7 separate regions of the Mus musculus genome follow, and all the other regions are linked to region 5. A link is a loop called in an ENCODE intact Hi-C map of the cell type or tissue named here. Cell type or tissue: left cerebral cortex. All regions are shown on one strand. Region 1 has its middle 110 kb from the start of Gm29835. Region 2 overlaps Gm29835 (a long non-coding RNA gene). Region 3 overlaps Gm29687 (predicted gene, 29687). Region 4 has its middle 110 kb from the start of Gm29835. Region 5 overlaps 4930480M12Rik (RIKEN cDNA 4930480M12 gene). Region 6 has its middle 25 kb from the start of Gm29968. Region 7 overlaps Kidins220 (kinase D-interacting substrate 220).

What was found. Hi-C counts contacts between places; a loop is a spot of excess contacts. Peaks named below come from ENCODE experiments on the same cell type or tissue, not always from the same donor. Only the 100,000 strongest peaks of a DNase experiment are listed, where the experiment ranks them.
Region 1: a loop joins it to region 5, with 3 times the contacts of the local background. A loop is called at or near these places in 15 of 42 quality-filtered maps.
Region 2: it touches region 5 in a loop (1.9-fold over the local background); 3 of 42 quality-filtered maps call a loop at or near these places.
Region 3: a loop joins it to region 5, with 9 times the contacts of the local background. A loop is called at or near these places in 6 of 42 quality-filtered maps.
Region 4: it touches region 5 in a loop (2.9-fold over the local background); 15 of 42 quality-filtered maps call a loop at or near these places.
Region 6: a loop joins it to region 5, with 2.1 times the contacts of the local background. A loop is called at or near these places in 2 of 42 quality-filtered maps.
Region 7: a loop joins it to region 5, with 3 times the contacts of the local background. A loop is called at or near these places in 9 of 42 quality-filtered maps.

The regions. Positions count from the first base shown.
Region 1 is chr12:25,869,694-25,873,693 of GRCm38, reverse strand. No RefSeq gene overlaps it. Among named protein-coding and RNA genes, the nearest start is that of Gm29835, 110 kb to the left of the region's middle. In left cerebral cortex, no CTCF peak of the experiment used is centred here; a DNase peak (open chromatin) is centred at 2,424; H3K27ac peaks cover 790 bases.
Region 2 is chr12:25,980,363-25,984,362 of GRCm38, reverse strand. It overlaps Gm29835 (a long non-coding RNA gene), which reads right to left. Exons shown (of 6, transcript XR_381359.2): 2 at 3,313-4,000. Among named protein-coding and RNA genes, the nearest start is that of Gm29835, 3.3 kb to the right of the region's middle. In left cerebral cortex, no CTCF peak of the experiment used is centred here; DNase peaks (open chromatin) are centred at 1,346 and 1,601; H3K27ac peaks cover 1,229 bases.
Region 3 is chr12:26,096,885-26,100,884 of GRCm38, reverse strand. Gm29687 (predicted gene, 29687) reads left to right here. Exons shown (of 5, transcript NR_131149.1): 4 at 3,393-3,489. Among named protein-coding and RNA genes, the nearest start is that of Gm29687, 110 kb to the left of the region's middle. In left cerebral cortex, no CTCF peak of the experiment used is centred here; a DNase peak (open chromatin) is centred at 1,503; H3K27ac peaks cover 924 bases.
Region 4 is chr12:25,862,754-25,866,753 of GRCm38, reverse strand. No RefSeq gene overlaps it. Among named protein-coding and RNA genes, the nearest start is that of Gm29835, 110 kb to the left of the region's middle. In left cerebral cortex, CTCF peaks have their summits at 2,188 (motif pointing left) and 3,178 (motif pointing right); a DNase peak (open chromatin) is centred at 2,267.
Region 5 is chr12:26,224,420-26,228,419 of GRCm38, reverse strand. The region is part of intron 2 of 4930480M12Rik (RIKEN cDNA 4930480M12 gene); the gene reads right to left. Among named protein-coding and RNA genes, the nearest start is that of 4930480M12Rik, 15 kb to the right of the region's middle. In left cerebral cortex, a CTCF peak has its summit at 1,809 (motif pointing right); DNase peaks (open chromatin) are centred at 540 and 1,849; H3K27ac peaks cover 1,733 bases.
Region 6 is chr12:26,275,642-26,279,641 of GRCm38, reverse strand. No RefSeq gene overlaps it. Among named protein-coding and RNA genes, the nearest start is that of Gm29968, 25 kb to the right of the region's middle. In left cerebral cortex, a CTCF peak has its summit at 2,177 (motif pointing right); a DNase peak (open chromatin) is centred at 2,203.
Region 7 is chr12:25,032,401-25,036,400 of GRCm38, reverse strand. The region is part of intron 22 of Kidins220 (kinase D-interacting substrate 220); the gene reads right to left. Among named protein-coding and RNA genes, the nearest start is that of Gm36236, 59 kb to the right of the region's middle. In left cerebral cortex, no CTCF peak of the experiment used is centred here; DNase peaks (open chromatin) are centred at 1,725 and 2,212; H3K4me3 peaks cover 407 bases; H3K27ac peaks cover 1,055 bases.

The DNA.
Region 1 (4,000 bases), 350 kb after region 5:
ACCCAAACACCAGTGTGATTCTGCTGAGAGTGGTGACATTTCTCCTCTAGATGGCAAAACCAAATACGAGTCAAGACTTACATGACTCGGTGACTGAATGGGGGCTCTAGAAACAGAGTTTTACTCTATTTAATCTTTCTGCAATGCCACCTGGCTTCCCGTGGCACATTCTGCTGCTCAGACCATTGAAATGACTCTCCTAGCTCACTATAATATGCTACGATGACCAAGTGATGTTTTCTGGGCTCCTAAAGTATACACTGGAGCCCAGGATCCTGTGGTGATGCTATGAAGGGCAAACCCAGTCCCAAAACCCCACTGGAAAGAGAGATGTTTGGGGATGCAGTCAGAGCAGCTGTGGTATGCTCAGGAGGAATTTTGAGTGAAGACTCTGAGACAGTTCTCAATTGGAATAGAAATGGGTAGAAGGCACAAGTGCAGCTGGCAGCGCAGAATAGAAAGAGAAATTCGAGTAAGTACCTGCCTCTCCATGGCTGGTTCCATAGATAGGATAAGCAGGTTTCTTTCAAAAACAAATTCCTAAAATGTGAGAGACCTACTAGCCTGAACATAATAGAGCACAATTCCCACAAGCTAAATGGTATAGCCTATGTCACATTAGATAATTCGTTTCCATTTCTTGGTGTAGCAGCAAGGTTATAAAGGAGATCATATGACTCAGGGCACATGGGTGGCTGTTGTTGAATATAAGTGCCTAGATAGGTTCTCAATACAGAGAAAAGGGGTCAAGTTCAGTTAAATGATGTTACCAAATCATGTGTGTTAAGGCCCTTAAAGATAAAGTCAGGGGTTTCATATGCCCACATCCTGGTTTTAAAGGCATCTATTCTCAACTCTCTCCTCCGCAGCCATCCACTGCGTATACTTGGCCACAGTGAGATTGTTTATATCATGGAATCTGACATGTGATACCAATCACTTCCTCTCCCTGTCTCCCTGGAGAGCTTGGTGCTAAATCTTTACAACTAGATAAAATGTTTTCATTCATTACACTTAATGCTAATCTGTTTCTTTCTCCTACTACCAATGACATTTTAAAAAGTTTGTCGCCAGTCCTTTTATATATCAGTGTGCATTAGTGAGATGATCTGCATTCACAAGAGGACCCCATAAAAGAACTAATGCTCTAAATTTGAAGCATGTGTCCGTCTTTCTCAGATGAATTTAAATTCCAAGGTCTCTGTGTTCTTCAGTCCCATATGGTGCCATGAGGTCTCAGCCCATCGCATCGGATGGCTCTGATTTAGTAACAGACACGCACACACAGAAAGACACGTCTTCCAGTCATCCACCATCTGCTGGACTGTGGGAAAGAGTCTGTGGACCTGGTCAATGGGAAGGAGCTTCCAAGGTCTGACAAGGTCTGATCTCTCACTTGACTCGGAGAGCTGGAGTCAAAAGTTTCTCCACGGTCACTGAAAAGTTAGTGATACGATTATGGACAGAAAAATGACATCAGTGATAAGAATGTATTTTCTATGCTGACCCCTGGCAAAATGGAGTCTCCTCTCGAAGAAAACTCTTATGGGACATATAGGAGGTGACATGGGAGCCAAGCACACATCAGCTTGCTACTTCCACCATGAGCTGCCATTTGATCCAAACATTGACATCCCCTTTCCAAAGTGCTAATGCTGGTATGTGCAGTCTGGCAGTGCCATGGTGAGTGGTGTGACTTCCCACAACAGGAAGGTTTGCACTGGGTAGACAGTGCAGAAAGAGCAAACGGTGATAGGACGAAGTACAGGAACAGGGGCGGGGGTTGGGGGGGGAACTTCTGACCTGCTCACTTTCCCTCAGAGCATCCTGAGGTTTTTGCCTCTTCAACTTTGAATAGTATGACATTCAAATGATCATTTTGTTTCTCTCCCACAGCCCCACCCTGCCCCCCATCCCCCAATCTCAACAAAAGAAGAAATGTAACCTCATATCCTCGCTCTGAAATTAGTTCTATTGTCAAAAGATGACAGCTGTATCCTGATTCCCAGAATTTCACTTTGGAATCAAACAAGCATTTCTGAATCCATTGTGTTAGTTCAAACAGATCTGTAATGGCCCCTCAGCAAACCATTTTCAGAAGACTTGTGTAAGTAAGATAAAAAAGACGCTGCTTCTACAGAGTTGCTTTTATGGGCTAGGTCAGAGTACTCTTTCCATGTTGTTCATTCCCAGTCGAATTTCCTAATAGTCTGTCTCCTCTGCTAACAGATGCCCGGCCTCATGTCGGAACCAGATCGTGCCACTGCTGAGATGCTATCCAGCGCCTTTCTTATTGAGCCGTTTCCCTAGCAGATGGTGTAATGCTGCAGGCACACTCCTTCCTGTTAATTACCAGCCTTCTCTGCAGATGGAAATGTCAGTCAGCCTCACAGGTCCCGGTTCCTGCCATTGCCTCAGTCCATAGCCCTCTACCTAGGAAAGATGCTGCCAACACACACCATGTGTTTTCTGACTGCTGACTAGGCAGGCAACAAAAAACAACTTACTTCATGAATATTCATGGCGGAATGTTGAAAGTTCTGTTCATCTGTGATGCTTATAGATCTGCTTAAAGGGGATTGCACCTTCCTCAGAACACTCTGCCCCTTGTTTTCCTACACGGAGGATACGCGTTACCAAAGTAGGTTGCCATGGCAACATAGAGAGGACCATGAAAGTCGTCCATTTGGAGCCTTCTGCAGGCACATCAATTTCTGACGAACGCTCTTCTCGTACCTTTAAGTGTCACTTAATTATTCTTGTTCTTCCACAGCTCACCAGTAGTTATCAAGCTAAACTGATTAACTAATAACTTGGTTTTCATTAAAGCCTTATTATCTCATTAGCACACACATAACCTGTATAAATTCCTTCATCTTTTCTTTGTATTTAAACCTACTAAATCAAGATAAACTAATTTCACTGAGGCCATTCTTTAGTCATTACATCAAATTATCTTGCTCTCTGTGGAAAAGTCTTTAGCCATCAAAAATGGGCATCCTTTCTTGTTTAGAGGAGAGGCTCTGGGGTTGGGTTCAAGAGCAGGGAAGGAGATGGGAGCCCTTCAGCAAGCATTAATGGAGGGTAATTCAGAGAAAATTTTCCGTAATTGTTTGCATCTTCTAGAGATGCTGCATTTGGAAGTAAGGCCACATGCGGCAAAAGGGAATATTGTCACAGTTCAGGACGCTGCTTAGCTGAACTTTAATTCCCTGTGATTTCATCCAAAGACAGTGACCGTGGAGCTAGAGTTGCTTCTGACAAAGACATGAATGTTTCCAGGGGAGACTGACTTTTAGAAGTCACAATGACTGGAGTCCTGGAATGGTGGAAGAGCCTATCACAGAAAGAGTGGAGCAAAGAGCTTCCCAGAGTACTAAAGGGTTTACTTGTTTATGAAACGTAAATTAATTTTTTCTTTGAGTTTCATTTGCCTTGGGACAAAGCTCTATGTTCTGGACTTCCTAATAGGAAAAGAATTTAGAGTTTGTCCTGGAGATGTGAGAAGCCCCAGCTGAATACCACAGTAGGTTAAACTGAAAAGTTGCTATGTGTGGCTCCCACAGGTACCACAGCATATGTCTCCTCTCCTAGATGAGTATGAAGAAGTACCTGTTTTTCCTGTATTTTCATGCACTGTACACAGGGAAAGAAAGCATGCCAAGGTGTCTGGCAGACAGAACAGAAATTAGGTCACTGTGAGTGGCCCTTCCTTCTGAAAAATAAAAACAGTTAGAAAAGTACCATGAACTAGGTACTATGAATGGATGAAGGGGAGATCACACCAGAGCTGTCCACTGCCATACTCAAACTTCACAATTGCATCTTGTAAGCAGTATGTGTACTTGTGTGCAGGTAGTTGTTTCAGAGCAAGCTCCTCAAAGAGGGACAATCCTAGTACTGATACGCATGAGCATATCAGTTCATTGTCAATTACTGAATGAATGATACACAATTTACAAAGAGTAGAAGATGCCATCACTGATTACAGTCAATTGAT
Region 2 (4,000 bases), 240 kb after region 5:
TTCTTCTTCTTCTTCTTCTTCTTCTTCTTCTTCTTTCTTTTTTTAAGAACTCGTGATAGGGATGAATCAAAGACCACGAGAATGTGTAATAACAAAACAAGAGTGGATTTAGAATCCAGACAGAACTAATTTTGCACTCAACACATTTCACTTGGAAGTAATATTTTTTTTGTTTGTTTCATTTTTTTTTTCACAGAAAAAACATGGCTGCTGTGATTATCCACAACATTCACACATAGGGTTGATTTTAAAAAAGCTTGGTACCTGGGATGCATTCAGGTGAAATAGTAGTTGTTATTAGTAGCTAATATTATTATGTCCACTGAATGTAATATGACCCTTAACAATATTTATTTCTGCATATACATGGTCCTTAGTGTAGGGGTGTGTGTGTGTGTGTGTGTGTGTGTGTGTGTGTATCTGTGTGTCTGTGTCTATGTTTCTATAGGTGTGCTTATGGAATTCAGACGTATTACTCAGGTATATCATTCCTCGGAACTGTACAAATTGTGTTTTGAGACATGGCTGCCTAATAGAGGACTGAGGTTTAACAAATAGGCTGACTGCCAGGTAAACCCCCATGACTCACTTGTCTCTATATCCCTGGTGCTGGGACTACAGATGCATGCCACCACACCAGGCTTTCCTGCATGTATTGAAGGTAGAACACAGGTCTCCATGACTACCTGACAATGCCTTCACTGGGTAAACAATATCCCTAGCCCCTGATTTTTAAATACACATCTACTAACCCAACCTAAAGTCTCATCCAGACCTTGAAAGTCTAAGTGAGGAGTCAAAGCCACACAAGTGGCCCGTCTAAATTTAGAGCCAGAAAGATCAATAATAGACTGATGATATCACCTGCTTGTTATTTCAAACCAGTCAGGGAGGCAGGACTCCTGCATCACCAAGAAAGAGCCTATGAGGCTAGGCCTCCACCATGGAACTGAAGGTTGGCCTCTACTACAGTGCTAAGGATAGACCACTGCTACAATGCTAAGGCTAGACCTATACTACAGCACTGGAGGGCAACATTGTCTGTACTGAAGAAATTAGGTCATCCATTCTCATTACTTGTCTCCAAAGCCCCTGGGAATTATTTGTTCTTGGTCTTCATGTGTATCTCACCCCAGAATTCCACTGGCCTCTAGCTCTCTCCTTTTCAGTCAGTGTGAAGCCATCATCTTTGCAGACAAACTTTTTTTTAAAAACAAGTTTAAAAATGTACTTTGTAAAACTAGAACACAGAATCTTTTAAAAAGATTGTTATTTTCCCCCTTAAGCATCTTCCAGAAACAGCCAGCAAGGAGAGACACATCCCCCACACAACCCACACAAGAATATCAAAATCTGTTTGATAATGAATTTGAATTTTTTCAAAAAAATCCATACGCTAAAATCGTTCTTATTTTTAATTTTTCCCTCTTTTTTCAAATTCATGGACATAATGTTTCTTATTGCAACTCAGAAACATCTCAAAATAGCTGCCAGAATTTTACAAATAAACATAAAACCAAGACTTTTGCAGTATAAAAATAGTTCTCACTTCTGCTCTAAAGGTTGGTTGCCCTTCTGAATCTTCGGCAGGGCTGGGACTGCACAGGCCTCACAGGCACACTGCCACAGGGAGATGAGACCAGTTTTCCTCTCTGGAAACACTCAGACAACATTCTGTGCCTTGCATCTCATATATGGAAGTGCAGTCCTTATTTTAAGTAAAGATGGGAATGCGGGTATAAGGCTGAACTCACACAGAAGCGATCGGTTCAGTCACACTGTAATTCAGGCAGGGTTATAAGCATCAGAATTCTTCCCCTCCAAAGTTTCCTGTGACAAATATTAGTTTTTAAAGTGCTAAGGAATATGACAGCTCCTTAACTTAAATTGTGTCTCTAGTTAAGTAAGGGGAACAGATGCCTTATAATTGCTTCAATACAGCCAACATATCCCATGACTCTGCTGTAGAGGTCAGCTCTGAGGTTGAGGTCTAGCTTCAGCACTGTGGTAGAGGCCTATCTCTACCTTGTGGGTGGGAGGTCTACCCTCAGTTCTGAGGTGGGGGTATATCTTCAGCACTTTGGTAAAGGTCTATCCTCAATGCTGTGTTAGAGGTCTATCCTCAGATCTGTGATAAAGGTCCACCCTCGACACCAAGGTAGAGGTTTCTCCTTGGTGCTGTGGAGGCCAACAGTCAGCTTCACTGTGGAAGTCTAACCTCCGCACCAAGATAAACATCTACTCTCACAGCTCCCTTCCTGGTGGTAGTGCAGTCCTGTCTCCCTGATTAATCTGAAATGAAGAGCAGGTGATATCATCAACATGTTATTGAAGCCAAGTCCTGGAATCTCCATTTTGATTGCAATTACTTTGCCTACAATAGTGAAAATCATTGCCCTTTCTGTCACAGAAAGAGTAGGATACCCTAAATTTGATTTGAGCGGTGACAGTGAAACACGAATTACACCTGTGTTTAGATTAATAGCATTTTGCATGATCAGGTAATTTTTTTTTTGGTACTTACACCTCATAAAGTAAAAATCAGGAAATTGAATTTCAGTTTCCTTTGTGATTTTCTGCAAGGGTTTACAAGAGGACTCTGCCTCGTTTTCTGCTTCCCTTCTATCTCCACACTAGTTAGCTCCTTTCTCTCATTTGAACTCTTCCAAGTGTGTCCACCTTGGATCTCCAGACACATTTTATTGCCGTGTCTTCTACCATGAGGTTTGGTGGGGGACAACTTTCCATCACTCTTCTGCATTTCTTCATGATTTAAGAGAGAGGTGGGAACTGTGGAGCATCGGACCATTTATTCAAAGACATCTGTACAGTAAACAACCTTGGGCAACTGGGACAACATCTCTCTCACTCTGGAACAAAAGGCATGCTTACTGCCCACTGTAAAACATTCAGATGGCCTCAGTAAGTAGTCACTCTATAAAAGTAGACATGGTATTGTCAGGGGCCAACCAGCTCTCTCTTCATTGCTACTTGAGGGATACTTCTCCAGCAACTGATCTGATATGCTGACATTCTGGTACAGCCTTCATTTGTGACCCTGAACCATCTTGCTTATACACACACACACACACACACACACACACACACACACACACACACATTTATATGCTTATTCAATTGTTTTTATAGCATCGGTTAAATGGTGGTTGACTAAAACTGTTAGTTTACAAGAAGACAAATTACACATCCTGCATTCCTGACAGTTTTGGTTATGACATGAAACACCAACAGGGGTAGAACCCTTTGAAAGAGTACAGAGTACAGAGGAAAGCCCAGAAGGCTTTGCTTTACCTGTGGAGTCCATCTACTGAAGAACGCAGTTGGCCTGGCCCCAGCTGTTTCAGTGGGAAGTAGCAACTATGCCTCCTGGAGCTTACTCAGTGCTCAGAGTGTGGGCGTTAAGGTGCATGTTCTGGGTTCCTTCTGTTGCTGGGATGAATGCCCCCTCCTAAACCAACTCAAGCAAAGAAAGAATTTAGCTTACACTTCCATGTCAGAGTTCATCACTGAAGGAAGTCAGGGCAGGATTTCAAACAGAAAATAAAGTAAAAACCATGGAGGGACATGTAACCTTGCTCTCTAGTTTGCTTAGCCAGCTTTCATGTAGATATCCCAGGCCCATCTAGCCAGCTATGGTGCCAGCCACAGTGTTCTGGGTCCTCCCACATTAATAATCAGTCAAGACAATTTATCACAGACTCAACCACAAACCAATCTGGTCAAGGTAATACTTTAATTGAACTTTCTTCTGCATTACTGAAAAGTGGAAACGTTGAAAAACAAACAAACAAACAAAAAAGCCAAGACACACACACATCTCACCACAATAACAACAAGAACAACTGACCAGACTAGTGTTGTTTTCTGTTGACATTTATAACAAATTTTAGGGACAAGAATAGGAATCTGATGTAGGGATACCTCACAACCTCCAAATAATGGAGGCAAGGAGACACCAATTCTCTGTATTTTCCTCAAG
Region 3 (4,000 bases), 130 kb after region 5:
TATCTATCTATCTATCTATCTATCTATCTATCTATATATATATATATATATATATATATATATATAGTTTATCTACCTATCATTTTATGTCTATTATCTATCTTCTATCTATGTCTCTATCTATTGTCTATCTCTCTATCATTTATCTATCTATTTCCCATCTGTCTATTCATCTATCTTTCATCTATAATCCATCTACTATTGTCAATCAATCTACTGACTATCGTCTCTCTCTCTAGTTTCCATTTTTCTATCATCTAATTATATACATATATATCATAAAATTCTCATAATTAAGATACATACTTAGATACATATTAATATATCTAGATTTAAAATAGCTACTTCTTTATATTCAAAGAGAACACAAAAGAGATAGACAGAGAGTTGAGAATAAGAGAGAGAAAGTTGAGAATAAAAATGAAAGACCTAAAGCAAGATAGCTTTGAGATTTTGGATGAAATAAACTGGACTAGTAGTGGGTCAGGTGGCAGAACAGGTGTGTTAATGCCAGAGTTAAAGTCAGAGCCAGCAAGGTGCCCCAGGTGGCATGAAGATGAAGCCAGGACACAGCTCATGGGAATGTGGCTATGTTACAGAAGAGCTTGCAAGGTTCTCATTGTGCGTTCAGTAGTGAAACCTCTAAGAGGAGTGTGACTCTGTATTTGACCTTTCTCATTCTAGCGGCTGAACATGTTTGTTTGATGGAATTAGGAGCTGTTTTGTTAAAGCTTTTCAGTTCCTGTTTGCATGATTCTTTAGACGGCAGTGTAGGAGTTTGTTTCCAAGAGCCTCTTGTAAATTCATTCAGTAATTATTTATTGACAGTATGCAGTGTTAGTAAGTCCAGAATCTTTTCTCAGTGCCTCTTTCTTAGTGTATATGGAAAAGTTCTCAGGGCTAATGCTGTCCAACCTGGAATGGCTCCTAAGGAAAAGGTAATTTAAATCACTCAGGTTGGCTATGTCCAGCAAATGCAAAGATCCAAGAAGAGTTGACTCCAGCTAGATTCACATAGAATTGGATAGAGGCACAGTGGGTAGGGTGTCATCCTACCTCCCCTCCCATCCACCCTCATTTCTTCACTACAGTGAGGATAGACCACAACCCTGGGACTCCTATACTGATTTCTACTCTGTTCCCCAGTTCCTGGCTACCCTGGCTCAACCTCAGCACTTGCACCTCATCTTTGGTGTGATTAAGAACACCAGAGTGTTTGTGAATAGATTTAGACAGTATCCATAGAACACAGAAATATGTGCTGGGAAGGCAGAAGGCTTTGGGGGGGCGGGAGATGGAAATTGGAATTGCATTTACATGGCCAGCTGAGCTCCAGGTCTACCAGCAGAGAACCAAGCAGGATAGCACCCCAGCACACAGAGCCTGTTAAAGGAACAATAGTTAAGTTTTACTTCTGCTTCTTGCCCTGCTCTGTATATGACTCTCTCAGCCTGGATTAGTGTGTCCATTTCTGCATCAATCCCCACGCATCCTTTGAGCGCCAACTCAAATGGCACCTTCTGCTGGAAACTTGCACCATTCTGAGTCCCCTCGGAGTGGAGCTGCATCCATCTCGCACCTCCTCTTGTTGATCTCAGCTTTGGCTTTTTCCACAGCCTTCCTATTATGGCCATCCGTTTGCAGAGACCATGCCTGAGCTATTTGTGCATGCCTGCAGAGTGTCTCTCTAGACTCTTGCAAAGATTAAGTCTTGAGTGAGAGGTTGAACTCTTTATAAGCATTGAACTGCGTGTTTTCCCATGTTATGCACCAGTAGGCCCATGAGAGAAGAGACGAGGGGAGATCTGCAAGGGAAGTAAATGGTAGTCGGGTACCTAAACTGCACAGTTGTAACTCTTATTCTGAAAAACAAAAACAAAACAGCCACACACACACACACACACACACACACACACACACGAGAGAGAGAGGGGGGGGATATGTTAATTTTAACAGGAATAACACACAATGGTGTACGTGACACAATGGAGATGAGGCAAAACCTGGGGGGGGGGAGTTGCAATCCACATGAACATCCAAACCTAAAGATAATTCCAAGCGAAAAGAGGGATATTAGACCCCAGAGAATGCAAGTGTCTCAATGAAATCCTCCACCCCTTCATGCCTCCTTGTGTAGAGCAAAGGTGACCACCCCTGAAGTACACAAGGCTCTGACACAAAGGGCTGATGGCCCATCTAGAAGGTGCTCCAATCCCAGCTTCTGGTTTCTGTGCACTGTCTCAGCTGTGTAGCTTCAGACAGTCCATCAATCTCCCATGTTAACATGTCTACTGTGTGGCATGTAGGTAGTGATAAAGGCAAGGTGATGTGTGGATAAGGCATAGGTGGTGTGTGGATACAGTGTGGGTGGTGTGTGGATAAAGTGTGGGTGGTGTATTGATAGACAGGATGGTTGAATTAAGGTTTTAGATCAGATTGCTTTTTAAAGCTCACTTGAGAATTCATACTCCCGAACAAACTTTCTGTTTTATGGGTGTAGTTTCTTAGAAAAAGAAGCAACAGTCAACAAACCATAACACTGAAAACATTGTTTCACACCAGCATCTTACAAACTGCCTTACTGAGCAGATTGTATATTTCTGCTCTATAGTGGGACCCAACACACACTGAGGTAATGATGGAAATATGAAATGAATTTCAACAGATAACTAAGGATGCAGCTTCAAAGGCTGGTCGAGTTCTTGGTACAATAATCTTTTCCCCCTCTAAGTCATTTATATTTTATGAGCCGGAAACAACCGATTCCAATAAGTCTTTGGGCTATGGAAGCAGCCAGGGTTGGATGAAATGTAGCATGGTGTAATGGATGAAGCAATCACTCAGACGGAGCTCGCAGCTCATCCGTCAATAAACCTGTGCTGTGTTGAAGCTAGTGGAGTATGGGAGATAGACATCCAGAAGACGGTGTTTGTTCAGTGCATTGGGAAAACCCATTTTTCATCGGCTCACCAAATGTGCCTGAGAAGTTACTAATTTATCATGTAACAAAACAAAACAAAACACCACTGGTGTGACATAAGCATGCAAAACTTGGGAATACTCCATTCCCTTCTTTTGAACCTTGGAAAGCCAGTAAATAAAGATTATGATGGCAGTGACAAACTGGGTGGGATCTGGCCTGGACTCAGCAGAGGTGGAAAGAGTGTCACCTACACGGGCTTGGAGATAGCAGGAAGGCCTGGGCTCTGCTTCAAGGTCCTTGGGAGTCAGCTCTGAAGCAGGAGCAGATTAAAAGAACTTGAGGATGAACTTGAGTGTCCTTGACGAATTGAAGAGCTCCTCTAGGCAAGCAGGCACTTCATTTCCTAGTAGAGGTAGCTCAGTCCTCAGAAGATATTTCCGAACTAACTTATAGTCTTCTGTCTCTCCAGGGCTCAGAACCCACAAGGATTCTCTAGAGGCAGGGTCTCAGAAGAATGAAAGCTCAGCGTCTGTTTCCATGTGCAAATTGGGGGAATCTTGTTTCAGGTTGGTTACATTTGCTTTTGATGGCTATGTCATAAGTTTCCACAAACTTAATAATCACGATTTATGATAGCATGGTTTCTGCGGCTTGGGAATTCAGATTAAGCTACCTAAGACCTCAGCTCATAACTAGATGATTTTCAAAATGTCCAGCAACCTTTGCTCAGTTGGTAGAGTACTTGCTTAGCATGCACTAAGCCCCCGGGGCAAATCTGTATAATCTGGATATAGCAATGTACAGCTATAATCCTAGCACTGGGGAGATGTTGACAGGAGGAGATTCAAGGTCATTCTTTAGTACATAGCAAGCTCAAAGCCAGCCTGAACTACATAATACGCTGTATAAACAAGCAATAAGCAAGACATCAGATAAAATATCTGTTCTTTGGAGACTCAGGGGGCAACAATCTGCCCCAGGCTTCTTGGGCTAAGTACAGAATTCAGATGCATGTGGTTGTGGGGGCCCTGGCTACTACTTTTTTCATAGGCTGCAAAAAGTTCTCTGAAAGAGCAG
Region 4 (4,000 bases), 360 kb after region 5:
TCTGTGGTGAGAGGTGGGAGAGGACTGTTATTCATTGGAACCAGGAAAGACAAATTCACCTTCTCATGTTTCAGAGTAAAATGGAAAAGATCAAGATCTATATAAAATATATGATATAAAATATATCAGCTACTTATATACTCCGTATAAACAGGTCAGAAGATAGCAATGTCAAATCTCCAACAGTGGAAATAAAATATATAACTGACCAAAAAAGTAAGAATAGAAAAACCTGTCTCTAAATGACCAAAATAGAAGGTGTTCAATCCCATGAGAAATATAGTCAGCAAGATGGCATCTTCTCTTCCTAGAATGTGCGGACACTGTGGCGCATTTCCTCTCATCGTCTCTGCAGGTAGATAAGTGAGGCATCTGCACACAGGACTTCGAGTTGCCAGTGTGCAAATCAGCTTCACATGCACTGAGGCTATTGGCCAAGAAATATTCCAAGTACTGATAGTCCCTGAAGGGGGAATTCAAACTCTACCCTGTGATTGCCATTTGTGTGAGACAAGACTCAAATTTAGACCAATGGAGAAAGAGTTAACTGAGTGTTGGCCCATCTGTTGATCTACTTAGCTGTGTATTAGAAATATTGCTGACAATAACCACAGAATGGAGACACATCAAATCGTTTGGTGAAGTTAACACTGACTCATGGGCCAAAGATAGTTCAAAGACTGTATTTGTCTACGTCTTTGAATTTTTTATACTAAGCAAGTCTTGCTTTTATGAACTGAAAAACAATCAGACTTAGGAATGACATGAACTGCTTCAGAGGAGAGCATGCAAGGTTTGGTCTAGAAAGACCCAGAACAGTGTTGTTCTGAGTCTCTGTCACCTGTTGGGCGATGTTGGTCTTCTGCAGTATGCATTCTTATATCTCTTAAACAGCGCAGGTATTTACAGGGGTGCAGTGAAGACTGGAATTTAACGTTTCTCATGCATAACTCAAGCTCATTTTCATCACCCACAATCCATCTAAATGGTACCCAGCAATGTGATAGAAGACCCGAGTAAATTCTTGTTCAGCTTCATTAACTCCATGAGAAAGCCTCTATGTGTATCCCCCACCTGGTGTGGGTCAAGTCAATAGAAGGCTGCCCAGCCTTTTGAACAAAGATATGCTCCCGTGTGCACTCTTGGGATTCTCCCATGCATCTGTTAGAAAGGATGGGGAGTATAAGTCTGCCAAAAACCTCACCATCTACAGTACCAACCTGAGTTACTCAGAAAAAAATTTAAAGTGGATAGTGTTTGTAAGCTCACCCCCACCTGGAGTCCCCCGGGGGCACTGAGTTGGAGAAGTGGGGCTGAGCTGTAAGAGCAAGACTGAGAATCATGGCAGCCCCTCTGACTGCATACCACACAGCGACTCCCCAGGATGCAAAGGCAGCAACCAAACAGCACAAATTGGAAAGAGGAAAAAAAGTGTGAAATCTGCTCTGGGCCATCAGAGGAGGCTGATGTAATCCGGGTTGACTCCAGGGACAGTAATGGTGCCAGCTATGGAGGCCACATGGCTTCTAATGAGGCCAGGCCCAGTTGCAGCTCAGAAGAGTGGGTGAGCAAGCCAAATCTCACCCAAGGACAGAAGCAGCCCTGACAGCTGGTGAGTGAATTAACTTCAGGCAAACCAAGTGGACCCAGGTGGTGGGACATTTCGAATCTTTCCCTTCTGGTGGAAACAGAACAAAACATTGCATGGAACACAGCCACCATGGCCTTTTTTAAAATTTTTCCTTTGATTTCTTCTGACAGATTTCTTGGAGGAGGGGGCAAATAAGAGGGAATAGCTCTAAGACCCACCCGGACAGACATCAGTGACATGGCAGTGCTAAAGGTTGCTTAGAAAGGGCTATTTGAGAGATGGAGCATCCCTACTGAGTGAGATCAAGGCAGTGTCCAACATGGTTGAAGGACACCTTGTCAGATGACTTAACTCTTGAGGAGAAGGACCGCCATGGATGGTAATCAGTGCTCCTAAATTGCTGACCCCAGGCATTTGCACAGACGACTTTTTTCCCCTCCATTTTCATAACTAAATGGCTGTCTTCCCTCCCTGAGCTTCTCACCCTAGAAGTGCCCTGCAGGGGCTGCCATTCTTAAGTTGGGTAGACACCTACTTCCTACAGAATTCAGCCAATAGGCTGAGCCTGGTAGTTTGAAAGCCATCCTGCCACCTGGTGGTTGTATCCCTAAATTGCAAGGGCAGGTCTCTAAAGACGTGAATTTATAAAATAAAAAACATTAAACCATTTTGACAAATGTCAGAGAGACATGAGCATTTCAAAAGGATGGGCAAAATAAAAAATAAGCATATGTTGTGAAAGAAAATAGCCTCACTGATGAGAAAGAGACCAAATCAAACGTGAGTGGGCAGACAGGAAACACAGAAAGCGAACACAGCACTGGGTGTGGGCAAGAGACACCCAGCCCCCCTGATTCTGGTTATTCCAGGAAGATCTGTCACATTGCCGAGGCTGAGGTTAGCATGGTTCCTACACAGCCTGAGGAGGCAAAAGGTTATGACAGCATTTTGGGCCTCTGCATGATAGATAGTACAGAGACCTCTTTATTAGAATGTCAGTACGCCTAGTTTCCTTTTATTTCTTTATCTCACATTTATTTGTTTATCTTTTTTTTCTGTCACCAGTTGTGCCCTGTGTTTAGATCACAGACTGCACATGCAAGTCAAAGTCACCAGGGAGAGGCAAAAGAAAACTAAGTGAGAAAATGCCCAGAGAATCCAGAGCAGCAACAGAGCAAGCCTAAGCTTCGATGAGAACAGGGATAGCCCAGCTCACTTCCAGGGCAGGTCTCACAGGAAGCAGCATCTTACCAACAGTGTCTTGATGGCGGCAAGGGGAGGGGAGGAATAACAGGATGGAACAGGAACATGGTGAGAAAGTGGGATGAGACATCGATTGTTAAAGCAGAGAGAATATAAAATAAAGGGAGTTAGAGCAGGGCAAACAGCAAAATAGAGTGGTGTACGCTTTTAGTGCCTGCATTTGTCAGGCAGAGGCAGGAGAAACTCTGAGTTTGACGAAAGCTTGGTGTCCATCACAAGTTTCAGAATGGGAAGAGTAAGCACTTAAAACTCCAGACTCCGGAAGGGGAGGCAAGTAGGCTGACCACTGGAGGTCACTGGTCGGCCATCCTAGTCTACTTGGCAGGCTGTGAGAGACCCTGTCCCAAAACAGTCAGGGGTCAGGAATTAGAGGACACTTGATAAAGGACACAACTCACTCACATGAAAACACATGCACACGTACACACATGAGAAGGGGTCCATCCTTGAAAATGCCAGAAAGAAAATATTTCACGTAGAGAGGGGGCTGAGGCCTGCAAAGGCTCACAGTAACCAAAGGACACAGGGACTTTGAAGTTCACCCTGACAAATCTGGAATCTCACTGGAGAATTTTAAACAAGAGAGCATCAGCTACCTGGAACACACAGATAACGACTGTAAAGATCACTCCTGGGGCCCTGAGAATTTCAGAGGCTCTGACTGTAAAACCCAGAGAGGCCTTCTGAAAAGCCACTGTGGCTCTTCAGGAGGAAGGCATCTCCAGAGCTCTTCAATGCCAGGCATCTACCATTGGTTTGGGGCATTTAGCTAACATATGCAGGTCATGTGAGGGGTTCCCATGGTACACACAAATGCTGGTGAAAACCTGAAGTTGACTTTCTGACTTCCTGGTGACCATTTTAGCACCATCACAATGAAAAGACACAATGCAATCCATTTGGGGATAATCACTATAGAGTGTTTTAATCCCCTAGGCATGAGGTCTGTGGTTGCCCATCACAGATTTCAACTCCTATTTTTTTCTCTTATCTCTGTTCTCCCTCCCACTTCTCAGCTTCAAGATGCCTGTCTCCTCTTTTGCTCTGTTTAGAGACAGTCTTTAGAGTAAGACCTAAGGAGGCTTGATCTGGTATTATACAGACTCTTCCAAGGGAGTCAGCTAAACAGGGAACCTGTAAACCATG
Region 5 (4,000 bases):
CACCCACCAGCTCATCTGGAGCAGTTGGCTTCAATCCCCATCATTGCTTTCTCCTGAACAATCCAGAGAAAATGCTGATGGCCAGCAGTAGGATTATGTATTCACAATATTTTCATATCTATGCCAGGAGACATAAGCACAGAGGACATCATTTACACTAAACATCCTGGTGTGTCGCTACGGAAGATGAGGTTTGCACAATCCGACAGGAAAAGAGACATTCCTTTAAAAGCAGAAGCCAATTATATAAGATGATACTTGCTTCATTTGAGAAGTCTTTCTGATTTTTATATTTAAGGATTTACAGCAGGGACGATGGGAGCGAAAAGAATGAGCCACGAAGGAAGGGCTTATTCAATGTGGCACCTTCTGTGAAAGTCTTAAAAAATCAAAGTACAGTACATTTCCCTCCCCTCCCCTTCCCTCCCCACTGTCTCCTTCCTTCCATTTTGAGCATTTTTGCATCTGCCACTGTTAAGGAGGGCGGGCGGTTGCTTTTCAGAGTGTCCCTCATAGGCTTTCCCTGCTGGCCACACGGCCTTCTGTGCGAGGGCCGCAAGCTCGTTGTATTTTTCCGCTGTGTCTAAATAGAAATCGTTCATTCAAATCTTATTCAACTTCCTAGATATAAAATGCAGAACGTGGCAAGGGCCCAGCGCTCTCTGCGGTCCGATGCAAATGTATGCAAATTTCTTCATATTAGAATCATTGTCTGGTTGTCATCCTCGCACGGGGCACATCAAAGCCATATGACCTGATTTTTGCACCTGCTGTTTAATTAAATTTACAAGGCAGACACACTCTCCACTCCCACTGTTGCACAAATCCGTCTTTACAACCACAGCTTCTAATTTACAAGGCAGTTGACTGCTGAGTTTTTTTTTTCCATCCATAGCTGCCCAACTGCTCTTTGTTAGACTGAAGACTTTTTAAAAAAAATTAAAAAGGAAGGCATCATTTTGGCAGATGGACTAACAGAAATATTAAAAATTAATTTTTATTTTCGATCCAAGGCTTGATTTTTAAAGCTCTTCAAGTACACAATCCATATATAGCAAATTGCATCTTCTTTATGGATGTGTGTTGAGGGGTTTGGCCTGGGCACACAACCCGCATGTGGGTTATGACGATGCAAAGAAGGGTCTGAATCCACGCTTTAAAGCAGACTTAGTTCTGTCACTTACCCACATATTAGGCAGGTTAGCGCTGCTGGGTTCTCCACAGTTTTATGGTTCTAATTACTTAGAGAGCAAGGGTGGTCACACACAAGGATGGAGACTGGAGGACAATCACAGTTCTGAGGGCTGTGGCTGTTTTCAGAGAGATATTTATTAGTGAGAGTGCTGTGCTGTGAAACTCTCCCTTGGCCTCCATCCCTGAAAATTTTAATCTCCGCACCACAAGTATCTAGACAACAGGGGAGGAAGGAAACAGGAATGTTGGACCCTCCTTGCTTTCTATTGAGTTTCTATATAATACACACTACCCCCAACAGCCACCGAGGTCTTCTCTCTCCAAGAGCCCGTGGCTCAAGTTCATATCCTCTCCCAAAGAAGCTAGTCTGTGATAGGAGCTGGGGAAATGTTTAAAGAGGTTAGAAGGAATGAAAAATACTTCTTTGTCTGTTCTTCCTCGTTCATCCAGGCTAGGGACCTAGGTTGGCTGATAATGCCCCTCTGTTACTGTAGGACATTCTATTTATTTTTATTCAGTCTGAAATCTTCAAGACCCTCAGAGCCATCATTTTAATGACATAACTTGAAAGATGATTTTCAGATAAAGGAAAGTGAACTTCTGAGATCTGACCTATAGGTGGCGCCACAAATTCACCAAACCAAAGAACACTGCAGTCAAGTTTGGAAAAAGTGGCATAAATTTAAAACCTTGAGCTACACTAACTGTGGGACATATGGGTTGCGTCCCAGGCCTGCCCAAGAATAACTTTGAAGAAAATTTTGTTTTCTGGCAATACAGATGCTAACACACCACAGAACCTTTAAAAAGAATAAATATGTAGATGGCTCAGAACTTTCAGAATAATTTAACCTTCCCCCAAAAGTTAAGATAGGAGCAAAAAAAATAAAATAAATAAAATAAAGATAGTATAAGCTTTAGTGCTCTGCCTTGGGGAAGGGGGTGAGCAATTTGGTGACAGTGATGCTCAAAGAACAGTTTGCCAGTTGGTGTGCATTTAATAATGCTTTATTGTATTAACTTCCAATGTAAAGGGAAAGAGAGAAATTTAGAATAATCTGATCCTTGATGAATAAATAATATGAAAATAAGGTCCTGCATGTAGAAAAATGCATAAGTATCCAAATTGTGATCTTTTTCCTTCTTTTTTCTTGGCATGAACTGCCTGTTCCAAGTGTTTCCAGTTGTGGATCCACTGTAACACTTAGGTAGGTGTTGCCTGGAAAGAACGTTTTCTAATGAAGCAGGATTTGTCAGCCCATGATTATAACTGCTATTGAAGCTCTAAGACATTAGCATCTGAAGAAGCAGTAAGCCTTTAATTCTTAAATGTCTTGATTGGTCTCGAAAGTGACCAGACACAAGTCAGAAGCAACAGGCATGTCTGTTGTAGCCGTAAAGACCAGCAGCTCTCTTGACACAGGGGTTTCTTGCTTTAGGGTGGACTTCTGGAGAAACATAGTAAGGACATACAGAAGAGGGGTATAGCTACAATTAGTGCTGTTTAGTCCCTTTGACTACGACATCCCCTGTGTGATGGAAGCTTCCAGAGAGAAGGAAGGGTCAGATGACCCCCTTGACATGTTTTTTGGTTGCTTTAGACAATTGGATAAGGGCAGCAAGCAAGACTGGTTTCTATTTTTCCTTAAGTAAAAATGGTTTAGCATGGGGAGCTAAGCATATGATTCAATGGTTAAGGGTTAGAAGACATGGGTTCACTTCCCAGCACACATATGGGCAGGACGTGGCCACCTACAGCTTCAGTTCCAGGGCATTTGATACACTTTTCTGGCCTCTGTGGGCACCAGACATTTACATGGTCCATAAAAACTTACATAGGCTCACACACATACACATAATAAAAATAAATGAATCTTTAAAAGCAAAGAAACCATGATGCAGGTGCTGAGGATATGGCTTAGCAGATATGGCATTCAGTCTAGAGACAAAAGGAATTGGCTTTGAGCCCCAGCATCCGTGTGAAAAGATGGGCTCAGTGGCCCCTGCTTGTTGCTTGTAACCACAGTGCTGGGGAGGTAGGGACAGGAAGATCCCTGAGGGTCACTAGCCAGCTTCTCACGTTTGACAAACTCCAGCTCAATGAAAGGCCCTGCCTCCAAAAGCAAGGTGAGTGACCCCTGAGAAATCACACTTATGACTACATCCTCTGACCTCCACACACATGTAACACATGATCATACACAAACACAAACATACACATAAACATGCACATGTACACAGGGACACACGGATATATACACATGAACACACAGAGACATATCATACCACACACACATGCACACACCTCGCACACACTTAACATGGTGGTACAATTAGCTGTGCAGATTGTCTATCCAAAATAAACAGGCCAAATAACATTGCGATACGTTTCAATGTTGAAGAAAAAGGCTCCTACAAACAAAAGAGACTGACTCCTGTGAGCAGGAATCTGACTACTGCAGCTTATCTTGATTTAAGCTTTCATTACATTCTCACAGGCACGATTCAAATGGAGACGAAAACTTAAACATTACTGTGTGCAGTGCTTCCTGTCAGCCACTGGTTCTTCCTTCACACATTCACACTAAAATGAATGCAGAGGTACCAGTCCACTTCACATAAAGATGCATGCCTGTGTGTGTGTGTACATACAATTGGAGAAAAGGAAAATGGTGCTTAAGTCTGCGTCTCAAAGCAAGGACTGCCAATATAAATCTCTTGATTTGGATCTATGCAGAGTATCTCATCCCGTCAGGCACAGAGCTGGGTCATTCGCAGTGTCTTCTTCTTCACCACATTTTCACTG
Region 6 (4,000 bases), 51 kb before region 5:
ATGTTTGCCCAGCACTGCAAACTGCTTATGGGGTTCATTTACATCTCCGACATCCCTTCATAAATAAATGGGGATGTATTTCCAACTTGGAAATTAGTCTCCCTTGTAGGATGTTTTTCTTGGGGGTGGGAGAGAATTATATGAATGAAGTATCTGTGGTAGTTTGAATGAAAATGCCCTTCCTAGGTTCGTAGGGAGTGACACTATTCGGAAGGATTAGGACATACATGTAGCCTTGTTGAAGTAGGCATGGCCTGATTGGAGGAAGTGTGTCACTCTGCTCAGGGTGGTGGGCTTTCAGAAGCTCAATCCAGGCCCAGTGGCTCCCTCTCTCTCCCTGCTGCCTGCAGATTCAGATGGAGAACCACCAGCTCCTTCTCCAGCACCATGCTTCCAGTTGTGATAATAATGGGATAACCTCTGAATTTGTAAGCCAGCCTTATTTAAATGCTTTATTTTTATAGAAGTTGCCATGGTCATGGTATCTCTTCAGAGCAATAAAAACTTTAACTGAGATGTACTCAGCATTCTTGGGCTGGTTGTTGGAATGAGAAAGTGACCCCCATTGGCTCCTGTGGCTGAACACTTCGTCTTTAATTGGCAGTGCGGTTTGGGAAGTTTCTGGAACCTTGGAGAGGTGTGGTCTTGCTGGAAGAAGCATGCCATTTGGATACAACCCTGACTACCCATAGTCTCACGTCACTTCTAGTTTGTTCTCACTACTTCCTGTGTGTGTATGATTGACATGGGATCTCTCAGTTTCCTCTTCCTGCTGCCATGACTCCCCATAATTATAAACTCCCTGTAAACTGTCTTGGGTCATGCTTTTTCTCTCTCTCATAGCAACAAAACATAGCTAATACTTTAATTCTACTCTGAATTCTTAGTATATATACACACAGTGATGGCTGTTAGCACCCATAGACTCCAGATCATTTCTGCCCTAAAACGTGCATCGTTAGAGATTAGTGGCACGTACTGAATGGACCAGGTTCTAAATAAAAGCTGGGCTTCATTTCTTATGATGTTTCTGTGATAAAATACTCTGACAAGAGAAACTCAAGTGGGCAGAGGTTTATTTCGACTTGATGTTCAAAAGTATATTCCAGCATGTCAGAGAAGTCAATGTAGTGTGTGCTTAAGGCAACTGGATATATCTAGCCTGGAAGCAAGGAGCAATGAATGCCTGCATTCAGCTCACCCTTCTCCTTTTATACAGTCTTAAGACCTTAAGTGTGACTCCTGCCACCCTTACTAACCCAGTCACCCCCAAGTATGTCAAAAGGCTAAGTAATTCCTCACAGGTATGTATGCCTGGATGCTTGTCCCAAAGAAGAGTCCAGATCTTGTCAAGCTGGCAACAAAAGAGAAAGCTGAAATGCAGAAATGATCATTTTGAAGGTGTTTCCATAACCACCTGGACAGGGGGGCATCTTACTGGTCCTCCTATTTTAAAAACCTTAAGGGGAAGGCTCCCTAGATCATAATTTTCAAATCCTGCCTTCATTAAAAATTAAGGTGAAGTAAAAGAATGATAGAATTCTTCCCCCAAGCAGAAAGCAAACTGAACATAGTCATCGAAGCTGAATGCCTATGGATGTTATGGTTCATAGTGTTTTAAGGAAATCAGGGGACTATGGCAATGGAAGTCCAATGGTGGCCTGAAACCTCCATGAATACAGAAGGAAAGAGGGTAGAAGCTCACTCTCCCCGTATGACAGATAGACAAGCAGGGCTCAGAAGTCCCTACCTGGGAATTGGTGACTGTGGGGGTGCCTTCTCTAAGGAGCAGCACTCTCTTAAACAGCTTGCTGTTGGCTTCCAAGGGTGGACACACAGCTGGGGTTCACCAGCCCCTACTTCTCCTGGCTCTCACTAGGAAGGATTGCCTCTGTTTAACTTTTTTTGGAAGATCAAATCTAAGGCTGGCTCCTTTGGGTCACAGGACTCCTTAGAGCACTTTTCTTTTCAATCCTGAAAACACTTCCCATGAGTCCCCTCTTCTGCCTACCCCTGACCTCCCTCCGTTTGGCTTTGCTTGTTCAGCACAGCAGTATTTATTCCCTGCTGAATGAATCCATTTCCCCTTACCAACACAGGAAACCTGAACTCCTCCTGGACCCCATAGAGAATTTCCTTGGAGAAATCACCAGCTTTGTTCTCAACAGCAGGTGGCACTGTTGCTGTAGGAAACCCTGTGGTTTCCAGGGCCTGGGCCAGCCATGAGATATTTTTACCCAAAAAGAGAAAAGGCCCAATATGAAACAAAAACTTGGCAGAAAAAATTCTGAGAAGAATGCAAGGCTCCTGAAAGACTGTAAATTACCAGCAAGTCCTTACACACTGAACCCCAGCTTCGCCAGACCCCAACCCCCATTCCACTTCAGGCCTTTTGGAAAAGGTAACCATCCCGGCAACCCATAGCTGCTAATGACCCCTCCCCTACGGCAGCACGATTCTGTCCCTTCCCACCAGGCCGGGAGGTTCCCACTCAGGATGATGTGACCAACATGAGAGCAAATGCCCTCTTGTCTCCCTGGCTACTGACCTCAGGGGAGCACAAGGGGACTTTGCTATTGGTGAGCTCTTGCCCAGAACCCCTGCCTCAGTTCTCCTGAGGCTCACATTAGCGAGAAGCTCCCGTTAGGGCTACATCTCCCAGAGATCCAGCTGAGTCCAGGTGTGGGCAATGTGGCCAAGAGGAAAAGCTATTTTTTGCCTTGTGCCCCGTAGCTTGCAAAGCTCAGTCACCTATAGATTGGCTCTTGGCATCCATAGCAACAGTATCTAAGGCTCCTCCCAGGTCTCTATTTACAGCACTGAAACATGAGTGTGTGTGTGTGTGTGTGTGTGTGTGTGTGTGTGTATACAGGTTCAGGTGTGTACCCATGCAAGCAGATGCCAGAGGTAAGGTTCAGGCTTATGTCCCAAGAGCTGCTGTTCCCTCCCCCTTTATTGATAGGAACTCTCCCTGGCCTAGAGCTCTCTAAGCAGGCTAAGCTGGCTGTCTAGTGAATTCTTGGAGGTCTGCTTGTCTCCTATGTACTGCTGGACTTTGAAGCATGACCCACGTGTCTGGCCATACCCCTGTGACAGTTATATATGTCACCTCTCCTACCTTACTCTGAAATGGTCCTTGGGTTTGGCAGGTGTGTGTGTGTGTGTGTGTGTGTGTGTGTGTGTGTGTGTGTGTGTGTGTGTGTGTGTGTTCAATGGAAAGTTGGCACATCATGAAATATATAAACAAAGAGTCAGAGTTTGAGGTGAATAGAAAGGTTGCATACGCCAGTAAAGAGCACACTCAGATGAACACATGACCATAGAACTTAAGTAATTATATATACACCATAAAGAGAGAAAGAAACACACATAAGTTAGGAGAGGTTATCCTGGTTAGCTTTAATTGTCAACTTGAGACAGTCTACAATAAAAGCTTCAATAAAAGAATGACCTTAATCAGATTGGTGTGTGGACATGTCTGTGGGGTTGTCTTACTGTGAGTGGACATAGGAGGTTCCAGTCAGCTGTGGGCAGTACCATTCCAAGTAGGAGGTCCTAAAACTGATAGGAAAGCTGAGTATAGGCTAGCTTCTGTGCGAGCTAACCAGCAGCATTCTCTCTAGTTCAGCTGTACCTCCTTGGCTGTGCAGTGAGTTCCTTGGTTAGAGGTACTGCAGGCAGATCTGTCCCAAGCTCCCTCCTGGTCGTGGCTCACTAATGGACTACGGTCTGGAGTTGTGAGATGAAACAAACCCTGGCTTCCTCACGTTGCTTTTGGTCAGAGTGTTTCTCACAGCAATAGGAAACCAGAACAGAGACTGAGGGAAGCAATGTGATCATTTCACTGTCAGGTGTGTGTGTGTGTGTGTGTGTGTGTGTGTGTGTGTGTGTGTGTGTGTCTAGTCCCTGATAAGGCTAATTATGTGTTGGGGTCAGGATCACAAATACTAGTGGATAGAATAGACTGATAGCTAATCTTGTCAACTCCAGATTTAGACCT
Region 7 (4,000 bases), 1.2 Mb after region 5:
TCTTAAACCTTGTTGCTTCTGTCCACAAGGAGCACATTACACACTGGCTCTCATTTCAAAAATATCCTTCAAAGAACCTAAAAGAGGGAAATAATAATACAGTCCCAAGACGACTAAGGTGACAGTGAGGAAGTCAGAACTGCACTGATGGGTGTGGACTAGAGAGACAATGAGAAAGAGGAAGACACACCAGGTACACCACAGCCAACTGCTCCTGCTCGCTGACTGAACTGGGCTATGAGCGCACCCATATCACACAATGAGGGAGAGGCTGGTGCTGAGACCTGGGATTTTTCTTTTTTCTTTTTTAAAAATATTTTTATTAGGTATTTTCCTCATTTACATTTCCAATGCTATCCCAAAAGTCCCCCATACCCCCCCCCACTCCCCTACCCACCCACTCCCACTTTTTGGCCCTGGCGTTCCCCTGTACTGGGGCATATAAAGTTTGCATGTCCAATGGGCCTCTCTTTCCAGTGATGGCCGACTAGGCCATCTTTTGATACATATGCAGCTAGAGTCAAGAGCTCCGGGGTACTGGTTAGTTCATAATGTTGTTCCACCTATGGGGTTGCAGATCCCTTTAGCTCCTTGGGTATTTTCTCTAGCTCCTCCATTGGGGGCCCAACCTGGGATTTTTCAATGTGACACCGTGGCTCTTCCCCCCCCCTCCCCCAGGGAAAAAGCTTTTTAAATAAATCACACAAACTAAAAAAGTGTCAGCACAGGTTTTTTTTCCTTTATAAAAGGCTATTTTCTATTGTAAAACTAATATATGCTTATTGTATAATAGATATGATAAAACACAGAAGGTAGCCTGGAAAGGATAAGATTTAGTCAATCAAATATAGTAATATATTTGTACTCTTTTATTGTATGTATGTGTATGTATGTATGTATGTGTGTGTGTGTATATATATAAACTCATATTTATATGAGTTCAAACCATAAATAATTTTGAATCAATCAGAAATTCTCAAATGTAAAAATAAGTGAATTTTAGTCATTAAAAACACTTACTAGACAATGTTACAATGATCAATATGAAATTGTCTTGAAAGTAAACAAATGGCCAGAATGTTCCAGTTCTTCTGGGTTCTCCCTACTAACCACCAGGGAGTAAGTAAGCTGATCTGAGATGTGTGAGCGAATGCTCCAGAGATAAAGCAATGAAAACCACAACGGAGATGCTCAAACAGGTGGACAGGAGAATTGGGAGAAGGGCCAGTGTCCACTAAGTGATGGGTACAGAGTGGATGGAGGCTGATATCACAGAATACAACTGAACAGGAAAAGGGAGTAGACTGTGTTGAACTTGACAGGGGCAAACCTCATAATCAGCTATATTAAGTAAGGAATCTGGCCAGTGTGAAGGAAGCAGATCACAGTTCCCAGGGAACTTGGGGAGGTGAGGAGGAGAGTAACAGGACCACGATGAACCTGGAGGAAACCTGCCTAGTGGTGGCATGGCCACCTCTCTGACTGGGAGGACAGCTCTGCAGACCTAGGCAAACGCCAGCCATGAGACCGCACAGCCTCCGCACACGTTTCCTATGGTAACAGCATCTCTAGAAGCTCTCCTCACAGCACTGGCCAGTTACTCAAGAGCCTGTGCTCCTGGGTGGCACTAGGGCTCCATTTTAGGGGAAAGAACATTTGCCTGCTCTTCCCAAGTGAGATGGAACCCTAAGATTAGCAACAGCTGCATCTTTTCTTTGGGATCAGCACTTTATTGCTGAGACCCAGTACTTGGCTGGTAGCCAGATATTAAAAGTCATCTGAGGGAAGATCCAGAGAACAAAATTAGCAAACAAGGAAAGAATGGGTGCTCGTGAGAAAACAGGGCGAGCAGTTCTGTGTGAGTCTCACAGACTCCTGCTACAGACTCAAACATGCACACAGCACAAAGCTCTTTAAGATACCATTGCTTTCAATAAAGTAAAACAGCATCCTCACTGATTATTAAGTACATTTAATGAGTAATGAAAACCTGGAAAACGATCACATGGTATCATTTGCAAACGTAGAAAAAACACTAGAAATGAAACAGTTAAAAAGGCAGTTCATTTCTCAGAAGTGTAACACACAAAAAGAAGAGGCTAGGAAGATTTAGATAAAAACACACAGCTGACAAGTCACATGAAACAAATTAACCGAATCCTAATGCCAGCGTTGCTTTCAGCCTGAATGCGAACAGTGTTCTCAGCGTGGCGAACAATGCGGCTGTTCACAAGCCAAACGTCTACTGCTGCTCTCCAGATTGGAGTCTCTATTCTAACCTTTTGAGCTCAATGCATTAAGCCCTTCTGTTAAAAGAGACGTTTATGTAAATGATAATCTTTTGGCAGTGGGCCATCAAAATCATATGGGCTTTTATTTTTCAGATATTTTTTCCAAAGGTTAGCATTTAAAGAATTTAAATAACTTCACTTTTCAATTAAGAGCAAATTTAAATTTTCAGCACTAGGAATCATGTGAACTAAAGTTGCCAGCAGTTAAATGGCCCACAGAAAGCATTTTTACAGTACAGGCATCACTGAGCTCCCAGGAAGCTTGAGTGTAGTTTCTTTTGATGCCACTGATCGAACAGCACTTGTTAATGCCAACATCCATGTAAGTTAAAGCATTTTGATGATAAATGACAGTGCTTTATTATAGAAGACACAAATAAATTACTTGGCAGAATTTACATAAGTCATTCCTGTCAATTCTATTCAAAGTAAGGCTCAAAATTAAATGGAAAATTTTATATCTTAAAGGTCCATAATGTATAACTTATGAAACGGACATTATATTTTTTCTGAAGTTGGTCATCTAATAATGTGATTATCCAATAAAGAATTAAAATTAAGATTTACCCCCCCACCCCACTCCACCTCCCAATTTTCACTCACTGATGATCAAGCCCAGGGTTTCACGAATGCTAGGCAATCCAAACATCTTTATAAGCTCTCATCTGCCTTGGAACTGTATTACACTTGAGACAAACTTAACTTCCAGACGACCCTCACAATAATACAGACAGAAAGGCCCACTCAGTGCTGGGGATGTACCTTCATGAAAGGGTGCTTGCTTAGCACCCACAAAGCCCTAGGTTCAATCACTAGCAATGAAGGAAAAAACAACAAAAGCCACCCACTGTAATGCCAGAGTCAGAAACAAAAGATACCACACAACTCATTTTAAAAGTAATTTTAAATGACATAAATTATAGGTGTATATGCCTGAATGTTGATATATGTGCACATGAGTGCAAAAAATCATGGGACAGAAGTTTGTCAACTGCCATATGTGTGCTAGGAACTATACTTGAGTCCTCTGGCGTTCAGTACGTACTCTTAACTGTTGCACCATCTCTCTAGCCCCATAAAACTCATTTTTTTTTTTTACTACTAATATCTTTGGAAAGACAGACAAAACCCTAGACACTCTCTCCTCCTGTCTTCACCCACTTACTTCTCAGTCATCCTTTGCATTCAGCACAATTCTCTTGCTTAGGGAAGCCTACCTGAAGGACGCTCGTATTCCTCTATGACAGACCTAAGGTCCTTACTCTCCTGCACGCCAGATGTACACCTACTAGTGCAAGTATCTTCTTAAACATCTTACTCCCTCTCCAGACTGTCCCTTCCATTAAAGTTGGTTTTGACTCCAACTTTGTCAAAACTTTAGTACATCTCCAGTGCCTAGAATTCTGTCATAGCACAGTTGCTTAATAAATATCTGCCAAGTGAAGAGACAGACAGATAGACAGACACACACAGACACACACACACATACACATACACACATTCTTTCTAAAATTTTACCCTTTCTGACAAAATTTTGTGCTTGAAAAAGAATAGGTGGGGGACTGGAGAGATGGCTCAGTGATTAAAAGCACTAGCTGCTTTTCCAGAGGTTCTGAGTTCAATTCCCAGCAACTACATGGTGGCTCACAACCATTTGTAATGCGATCCAATGTCCTCTTCTGGTGTGTCTGAAGACAGACACAGTGTAA